Regions from separate parts of the Homo sapiens genome. Here region 1 is linked to region 2. Evidence: read pairs that join two places in POLR2A ChIA-PET (ENCODE). Cell type or tissue: OCI-LY7. All regions are shown on one strand.

The links. Peaks named below come from ENCODE experiments on the same cell type or tissue, not always from the same donor. Only the 100,000 strongest peaks of a DNase experiment are listed, where the experiment ranks them.
Region 1: POLR2A ChIA-PET joins it to region 2 with 5 read pairs; 6 of 35 experiments call an interaction of 5 or more read pairs at or near these places.

Annotation. Positions count from the first base shown.
Region 1 is chr15:72,515,975-72,520,974 of GRCh38, reverse strand. It overlaps ARIH1 (ariadne RBR E3 ubiquitin protein ligase 1), which reads right to left. Exons shown (of 14, transcript NM_005744.5): 2 at 2,841-2,908. Among named protein-coding and RNA genes, the nearest start is that of ARIH1, 44 kb to the right of the region's middle. In OCI-LY7, no CTCF peak of the experiment used is centred here; no DNase peak of the experiment used is centred here; H3K27ac peaks cover 519 bases.
Region 2 is chr15:72,364,936-72,369,935 of GRCh38, reverse strand. The region is part of intron 1 of HEXA (hexosaminidase subunit alpha); the gene reads left to right. Among named protein-coding and RNA genes, the nearest start is that of HEXA, 8.6 kb to the left of the region's middle. RefSeq lists an enhancer at 3,602-3,751. In OCI-LY7, no CTCF peak of the experiment used is centred here; no DNase peak of the experiment used is centred here; H3K27ac peaks cover 977 bases.

The sequences.
Region 1 (5,000 bases), 150 kb before region 2:
CTACTGGGGGTGCTGAAATGGAAGGATTGCTTGAGTCCAGGAGGTCAAGGCTATAGTGAGCCATGATCTCACCACTGCACTCCAGCCTGGGTGACAGAGTGAGACCCTGTTTCAAAAAGAAAAGAAAAAAAAAAATTCAAACATCAACTTATCAAGCTGATAGGGACAAGGAAAGGACAAAGAAAAAAATTTATGCTACAGTTTTTGTCTTGTACAGAGGATGGATTAAAACTTCAAGTAAATATTGTTAGAAACTTTTATATAGTTGTAAGTAGGCATGTACAAATTGTAAAAGTGACTAGAAAAACTGAAATAGAATACATATATAAATTTGAAATTATTCGAGAAAAAGGAAAATCTGATGAGGCCAACAGAATAAGCGAACAGAAAACATAACAAATATAAAGCACAACTTAAAATGACAGTAATTTAATCTAAACATTAATTATAAAACATGAATATGTTAATCTCTGATATTAAAAGATAATAGTTTTTTCATTCAGATTTTTTTAAACGGCACCTACATGGTATTTACAAAAGACACTCCTAAAACCCAGAAAGGTTGAATATTTAAAAAATGGAAAAGATACATCAGTCAAATGCTTTAAAAAAAAAAAAAGTGTGGCAGTGCTAATAGCAGACAACATAAAATATAATGTGAAAATCATTAAATGAGACAAAAAGATATTGCATATTGATTTTAAAGACACTATTTAAAGACTGAATTATAAATCTTTTAGGTATCCAATAGCTTCTCTACAGAAACTACAAGGAGAAACTGAAACGTTCACATACTCAGAAGTTTCCCAGAAACCTCCTTTTAATTTAAATTCACACTTACCACCTATTTTTTTAGACAGTTTAAGGTTCCCAGAAAAACTGAGCAGAAGCTACAGTTCCCATATAAAGTACAAAATTTAGTACAACATTAAATCCAATAGTACACAAATATTAAGTACAATATTTAATGGAAAAATATTTTCAGCAGTGTTATAGGATAAAATTCAGAATGTCTTGGAGAAATACATTAATATGAGAGAAACTCTGAGTAAATCAGTGTTAATTCATTAGAGTTTCACAAGTAAACGATAAAAACTCTTTCTCCTAGTAGAGGTGTCATCAAATAAAAAAACCTGAAAGTAAATGTTACCAAAATTAAGAAACACCACTGATGTCAAAAAATACGGTCAGGGCTGGGCACAGTGGCTCACAACTGTAATCCCAGCACTTTGGGAGGCTGAGGCGGGCAGATCACCTGAGGTTGGGAGTTCGAGACCAGCCTGACCAACACTGAGAAACCTCATTTCTAATAAAAATACAAAAATTAGCCAGGCATGGTGGAGGGCGCCTGTAATCCCAGTTACTTGGGAGGCTGAGACAGGAGAATCGCTTGAACCCAGGAGGTGGAGGTTGCAGTGAGCCGAGGTCACGCCATTGCACTCCAGCCTGGGCAACAAGAGCGAAACTCCGTCTCAAAAAAAAAAAAAAAAAAAAAAAAACAAAAAAAACATGGTCAGAATGCATAAAAAGAAAAATCAAACTAGTTGAACATGTTATCCTTCATGAACCATGGGAAAGCTTTATACAGTATGTGTTTGTTTTGAGATAGTTGTTACTATTAAATTGTAATTTAATAGTAACAATAGATATTATTTACAATGTAATTTAATAGATACAAGGTGTATGAAATGGGGTGATATTCTCGGTATTATTTATGTTTTATAAAGTACTCTCTGAATTTTAAAATCAAATGGGAAATACTTTCCATTTATTTCTATAATATATGGGTTGTCAGTTCCCAACAACTAGGTTTAATTTTTTATTAAATTTAGAATTGATAATGAAATAAACATAAGTTGTCAACCTCACCATTAACAAGTGTCCCAAATTTCCATTCAAACAAATTTCCAAACCAAAGAGCAGAACAAGATTAAGAATGACATTAATACTGTCATTCTCCAGTCCCACTAATTTCTTCTCTTTTAAAACTATAAAGATTTTCAGAAAGAAAATATTTTTAAAAACCCAATGGAATAGAATCCTGCCCTGAAACCAGAGAACCAGTCCAAGCACCTGGTCTGGTGGCCAGAAAAGCCTAAGCAACTTCTCAATTTTGTTTCTACTGAATAAATGCTACTAATAACAGGTTAAAGGTTTGTGAGCAAGAATTTTTTTTTTTTTTTTTTTTGAGATAGAGTCTCGCTCTGTTGCCAGGCTGGAGTGTAGTAGCGCCATCTCTGCTCACTGCAACCTCCGCCTCCCAGGTTAAAGTGATTCTCCTGCCTCAGCCTCCTGAGTAGCTGGAACTACAGGCATACGCCACCACACCCAGCTAATTTTTGTATTTTTAGTAGAGACGGGGCTTCAGCATGTTGGCCAGGGTGGTCTCAATCTCCTGACCTCGTGTTCCACCTGCCTCAGCCTCCCAAAGTGCTGGGATCACAGGCGTGAGCCACCATGCCCGGATGAGCAAGAAATCTTTTTAAGTAATTAAAGGAGGATCTTACTCATGTACTCCAAGAATGTTATCAGGTGCTTTTTTTCTCTACCTGCTTTCAGTTCTTGGTACCCAAGAGGATATATGTAGAAGATACTGAAGCACACCCCCAAACACACATACTCCCAAATAAAAAGAAACACTAAGACTGAACTCCCTAACATTAAATTTACTGCAAAATTTACAAAAGGGGAATACAAGAAATTAAAGCAGTCACTAGTTGCACACTGGGTTGTCCACATACTGGTATATTCATCAATTCCCTTACTTGATTCTTGTAAATTCGGTTCAATAGGCTTTCTGTGTTACTTCTAAGTACAAAGCTGACAATATAGTTCCTTACCTTTCCATTAGCTTCTCTTTATCCCAATTGAAGTGGCTAAGGAGTATTCTTGTGATAGTTGCTGGATTCTAAAGAAGGAGGGGAAAAAAAGTCATTTTAAGGTAATAGCACTTCATGGACATTTAGTGAACTCCTAGGTTGAAGTTAAATTTCCACAATACTCCACCCAAATTTCCATCCCTAGAGTTATTTCTTTATTCCTCTAAGGAAATATATTTGAATGATAAGATCAAGACTATTTAAACATAGTCTGCCACACTACTATGTCAGGTTTCTTTAGGATTAAAAATAAGCCAAAAAGAAATTAAACAGAAAGTAAGTTACTATAGTAAATCCGGCGCTGTCTTAATTGCAAAAAAAAAATAATTTCAGCAGACTGCCACATCAGCACACTAAATGTAATCAAAATTTCAGCCAGGCAGGGTGCTCACACCTGTAATCCCAGCACTTAGAGAGGCCAAGGCAGGCTGACTGCTTGAGCTCAGGAGTTTGTGACCAGCCTGGGCAACAAGGCAAAACCCGTCCCTAATAAAAATACAAAAATTAGCCAGGTGTAGTGGTACACACCTGTAGTCCCAGCTACTTGGGAGGCTGAGGCACGAGAATCACCTGAACCTGGGAGATGGAGGTTGCAGTGAGCCAAGATCCCACCACTGCACTCCAGCCTGGGCAACAGGGCAAGACTCTGACTCAAAAAAAAAAAAATTTGTTTTAAAAAAGGAAAATTTCCAACACTCAGGCACGATCGCATGTGCCTATAGTCCTAACCACTCAGGAGGTTGAGGCAGGAGGATCTCAGGCCCCAGAGTTCGAGTGAAGCCTGGACAACATAGTTAGACCCAGTCTCTTTTAAAAAAATAATTTAATACCTTATACACTGAATAGTTCAAATGAGTTCAAATCACTTTTAAGTTAGAAGGATACTTCAGAGATATTTAACCAAAATGAAAAAATACTGTACCACATAGTAGTTTACAGGGCATACTTTTAGGCTGCTATTTCAAGAAAGAAAAGTTACCACTATGAAATAAAACCAAAGTTTACTGCCTTATCATTCAATGCTGTCACAAATATCTCCATTTCCCATGAAACTAGTGAGCTCACTATTTGTGCACAAAATTTTAACTCAAAATGCAACGGGGCCTAAGAAGTCAGCAAGGCCTGACTCATTCAAAGATACAAGAGCTAGTTACAATAGCAGAAGTGGAACTCAAACATGTGTCTGCTTATTTTTATCTCATATATAATTTTACTACATCAAATAACCTTCCAAAAAAGATCTCTGTGGACTAAAACCACTTTACTTCACCACAAGCAGACCGTAGTTAGCTACAGATTTAAAGTAATCTTGTATAAAAATAGTGTCATGAAAGAAATGTATGTCAATTGTTTTCGACAGTACCATTTGTTACAGAAAAATTTACACACATGCATACTCCCCTCCAAAAGCCAAAGATACAGACACTCACTTACTCACCTTAGTACATTTTGCTAATCTAGGTACTCCTTACTTCTCTGGACCCACACTCCCCTAAGAATCTGTCTTTAACAGAGCACTGCTGATAGACACCACCCATCTATAAGAGTTAAGATGTGAAAAGAAATATTTTAACTGATCCTAAGTTATACGTTTATTTGTAGAGAAAACAGAAAACAGAGACACTGTCATCTCCAGCTCTTAGAAATGTGATGTAAAACTTTTTTTTTAAAAGAACTCAGAAATTAAAAACAAGTTTTAACAAGAGGATTTGCCTACAACTGAAATAAAGTCACTAATTTAGATTTAGCTATATGTAAAATAAGCTAAATCTTAAGTCTCTCCATCAATCAAGAGACTTAAGTCTCCTGTTATTAACTAAAATTGCATGACTATAACTTTGTGGCATCCAGTACACTGTATTTTCTACCACTGGATAGGGTGCTTGGGGTAAACTATTTCAGGAATTGTTAAGAGCCTCAACTTGCAAAAAGGGAAAAAACAGAGGGGAGGGAGTATAACTTGATGTTGCTAGTGCCAAATATTGTTTCTAGCCACAAGTTCCCAAATCTGTTATTGGTTTATCAAAAGTAACTATGGTAAGTTTTGTTAAAACAGATTCCTAGTTTCCACCACCATGTTTTTATTTAATATGGTTAGGGCAAGGGCTCCCTAAATGTGCT
Region 2 (5,000 bases):
ATTTCCTTCTACCCCAGTTCCTTACCTCCAAACAGGAGCGAGAAGCATAGCATTGGAAGGTTTTTGACAATGGATACCTTGTCGTTTTGTTGTTGTTTGTTTTTAACCGTCTCATGCTAGGGCATGTTGTCTGTTTCTTAGCCTGTTCAAGGCATAAGCCTCAATCCCTTTCCTGTTGTTATATAGAGGGAAAGGAGTTTTACAGCCTTACCAGTACTTCTTTTAAGAAATAAAGCTGGGCATGGTGTCTCATGCCTATAGTCCCAGCTACTCCAGAGGCTGAGGTGGGAGGATGGCTTGAGCTCAGGAGGTGGAGGTTGCAGTTAGCTGAGATCGTGTCATTGCACTCCAGCCTGGACAACAGAGCCAGACCTTGTCTCAAACAAACAAACAAACAAACAAAAACCTAGAAACAAAAACAAAAGAAAGGGATCACTCTTATGTTTCTGCAGTTTCCTAAATTTCTTCTACTGGTCCTGAAAATAAGTGATAAAATAGAGTCAATTTGCATCATCCTCAAGAGGTTCCATGACCTTTTTGGAGCCACTGACAACAAAGTCAGCTGAAGAAAGGAGGTTGGGTCTGTAGGGGTCAGAGAGGTGTATGTGTGAAGAGTTTTCTGTGGTGTGAGCTGTCTCAAGGTTTACATGTTTACAGTCCATTGTAATACAGAAATGGATTATATTTTCTTCTGTATTCCTGGCTGTAATGAATAAAACCCATTATTGGGTCAGGAACTTGAGTCTTCTCTCTTCTTGTCCTTTGTTCCTGTTTCAAGCTGTGGCATTTGCTTAAGCTTCCTGGCCACACACTCAGCCCTGATCCCCAGCCAACTGCTGTATGCTATTGTTGTGTCCACATCTTGAGGCTGGTTAGGCTTGGGTGTGGTGTAGAGCTCCTTTCTGTGGAAGCGTATACTCAAAAATACAGGACGTATGGGTGTTTGTCAGCTGTCATTAAGCAGCCTTCCCCTTCTTTTGTAAAGCTCTTGGGATTGAGGGGGTAAGAGAGATGCCTTACTAGGTACACTGTTATGCATGAAAAGTTTAACTACTTACTGTTTGTTCAACCTTGTCCTTGTTGTAACTAGGATTCCACATTAGTGGCTTTGTTGTTTTGCCTGGAGCTGCAGTCCTAGGTTGGGGGAGATTCAGAGTTCTAAGGCCATGTCCCTCTTGTATTTTGAAGTGTCAGCCTGTTCATATACAGAATGGCATCTCACAGTAGTGAAGCCTTCAGTCTCCTATAAGAGGCTCATGAAAAACCCTTCAGGGAAGCTGCTCCTAGAGTGTGGCTTTGCCATAGGAGACCCTGCCCCAGGACTCCTCTGGCCAAATGAGAGAGTCGAGGTTTGCTGGGGCAAAACTGTCTTATTGGGAAAAGGGAAGTAGAACACGGAAGGAAACTAGCATTTATTGTCTGGCACTTGATGTATGTTATTGCCCTTTAATCTTCATAAACAGCTCTGTGAGGTCAGTGTTATCCCAATCTTTGAGAATGGAGACATAGAGGCTAAGTAACATGCCCAGGGTTACACAGCTTGTAGGGATGGAGCAGAAATTCCAGTCATGCATAAATTTTGCTTTTGTCACTGTACAGTCTTGTAATATACTCATACACGTCTTTGTCAGTCCAGTTAGCAATTTGGAAAACTACTGGCCTCTGGCAGGATTAAGCTCTAATCACATCTTAGTGTTAATTACTTCAAATAGGTAGTAACTTCTAACATCTAGTTACTCATAAGCACTCAGGTTATGAATATTTTGATCCCTGGCCCATTGTTACCAGATTCCAGTAGCATTTCTTCCTTCCTCCCATCTATTCTTAGTACAGGTAGTATTTATTAAGTAACTTTAATTGTCAATAGTACTAGGTCCAAGGAATATTAAATTGAACTTCCCCGTCCTTAAAGAATTTACAGTTTCTGGAAGTGGGGATACAGACAGAGTGTGATATTTTTCTATGATAACTGAAGCACAAGGTACTTTGGGAGTGCAGAAGAGGAACACCTGACCTAAGTGTATGGGGGGAAAAGGAGAAAGTGCACATTGAAAAGGCTTTCCTAGAGAGCTGTTGAAGGAGATCTAAAAGTAGAAGTTAGTGGGGGTGAAGATAGTATTCCGCATAGAAAGAACTGCGCGTGGAAAAGGCCTACAGGCGAGAAGCCTTCATGCCATATTCAAGGAACTCAAGGTGTCTAGCTGAAGTACACAACTCTAGGGTGGATCAGCAAGTTCTGAAGCTAAAGAGGTGATAGATGGAAAGGTCATGAAATGGCCTAATAAGCCCTGGTAAGGAATGGAGCTTTATCCTAAGGTCAAAGAAGGCCAGTAAAGTCCAGTCAACAGGATAAGTGATGTGACTAAACTCTAGCTACATTGGGGCTTGCTGTAGAGTGGGATTAGAGGCAGGAAACCCAGTTAAAAGGCTGCCAACAGTGGTCTAGATAAGAGAGAGTAGTGGCTGAAGTTGGGTTGATGGCTGTAAGGACAGAGAAAACTAGAAAGACTGAAGAGAGATTTAGGAGGTGGCTGCTTGGAAGTGGGAGTTAGGTTGGAGGGAAAGGGTGCTGAGGATGACTCCCAGATTTCTGACTTAGCAGTTTGAATGTTGGCTCTCATTCACTCGTGCTGCCATTAACAAAGATAGGGAAAATAGTAGGAGAGGAAGGGAAGGAGTAAAAAGAGCTAAATTGGTGGTCGTGGTGGCTCACACCTGTAATCCCAGCACTTTGGGAGGCTGAGGCAGGTGGATTACCTGAGGTCGAGAGTTCGAGACCAGTCTGACCAACATGGAGAAACCCCATCTCTACTGAAAATACAAAATTAGCTGGGCATAGTGGTGCATTCCTGTAATCCCAGCTACTCTGGAGGCTGAGGCAGCAGAATCGCTTGAATCCAGGAGGTGGAGGTTGCAGTGAGCCGAGAGTGCGCCACTGCACTCCAGCCTGGGCAACAGGAGTGAAACTCCATCTCAAAAAACAAAACAAAAAAAAAACAGTGAAATTAAGAGGTTGAGAGGTAGAGTGAGAATCATGAAAAGTAAATTTGATTTTGACGTGTTGACTATGAGGTATCAAGCAAACAGTTAGCTATGTAGTACTAGAGCTTGGGAGAATGAGTTTGAACACTTCCGAGGAGAAGAAGGTCCAAAAGGCAACCACAGGAGGGTGGTTGAGGAGGAGGAGGAGGATGTTGTTGGATGACTGCTAAGCCAGAACATGGGTTAGTTCTTCCTCTTGGGTGTGAAAATCATCTAGGATAATAGCCAGCCTTGAGGTGGAGAGGAATACTGGGCAACAGGATCCAAAGTATTAAGTAAATAAGGTTGGGCATGGTGGCTCACACCTGTAATCCCAGCACTTTGGGAGGCTGAGGCTGTGGGATCACTTGAGGTCAGGAGTTCGAGACCAGCTTGGCTAATGTGGTGAAACCCCGTCTAATTTGTAAAAATAGAAAAATTAGCCAGGTGTGGTGGTGCACACCTGTAATCCCAGCTACTTAGGAGGCTGAGGTAGGAGGATCACTTGAGCCTGGGAGGCGGAGATTGCAGTGAGCTGAGATCGCGCCACTGCACCCCAGCCTGGGCAACAGAGGAGGACTCCATCTCAAAAAAAAAAAAAAATTAAGTGAATAAAGAAGTGATCAGGAAGCTACAGAGTGTTGTAACAAGGAGAGCTGAAGATTTAACAGCTGGATGACATGAACCACAGAAGAAAGGTGTTTTATTACTTGGTGGTGGTGGAATGGATGACCCAGAAGCAGCCCCATATCTCAACCCTATGATGTGGGAAGTGGCTGCCTCTCAGAGCATGTTGTAGGGGAAGTGGTGTGTGGTATTCCTGGGGAGAGCCAGGCTTCAGTTAGGGAGGAAGTAGAAGAGGCTGAGTAATTAAGTAACTACACAACAAGATCTCAGAGGGTTTACAAGGTGAATGATATGTAGTACACAGGTGGTCTGGTGGAGAAGAGGAAGCAACATGTATAAAAATAGAAGTGCAGGACCAGAAGTGAGCAAAGGGGGTTATATATTGGGCAAAGTGACAAAATATGGTAGAGATATGACATGGCGGATTTCCCTGACAATAAGATTACCAAGAAAATAGATTCCAGAGACAAGCAAGCATGTGTATATATGTGGGAATTTAATATATGATCAAAGAAGTATTTCTGATCAAATGTGAAAAGATGTATTAGTCAATAAATACCTAAGGATGACTGGTTATCCAATTGGGAAAAAAATAAATCCTTACCTCATATCAAACTCAAAAGTAAATTCCAGGGAGATTAAAGATCTGAAGATAAAAGACCATTGAAGTGTTAGACAGAAATGAAGGAAACTATTATTATAATTTTAGGGGTAGAGGAGGCCTTTCTAAGTAAGCAAATAAAGAGACCGTAAAGGAAAAGAGTCATAGCTTTGACTACATAAAAATTAAAGCAAAAGAAAGCATAAGGTTAAAAAATAAGGGATAAAATGAGGCAGATATTTGCAACAAGTCAATAAAAGAAAAGTAACTTTAAAAAGTAAAAAGAATGGCTGGGTGCCGTGGCTCACGCCTGTAGTCCCAGCACTTTGGGAGGCCAAGGCGGGTGGATCATGAGGTCAGGAGATCTAGACCATCCTGGCTAACATGGTGAAACATCGTCTCTACTAAAAATAATAATAATAATAAAAAATTAGCCGGGCACGGTGGCGTGCGCCTGTGGTCCCAGCTACTCAGGAGGCTGAGGCAGGAGAATGGCATGAACCTGGGAGGCGGAGCTTGCGGTGAGCCGAGATCGCGCCATTGCACTCCAGCCTGGGCGACAGAGCGAGACTCCGTCTCAAAAAAAAGAGTAAAAAAAATTTGGCTAGTAAATGCAAAGAAATGCTTGAGGCCAAGAGTTCAAGACCAGCCTGGGCAGCATAGTGAGACCCTGTCTCTACAAAAAATAAAAATAAAAATTAGCCTGACATGCTGGTGCACGCTTGTAGTCTTAGCTGTTTGGGAGGCTGAG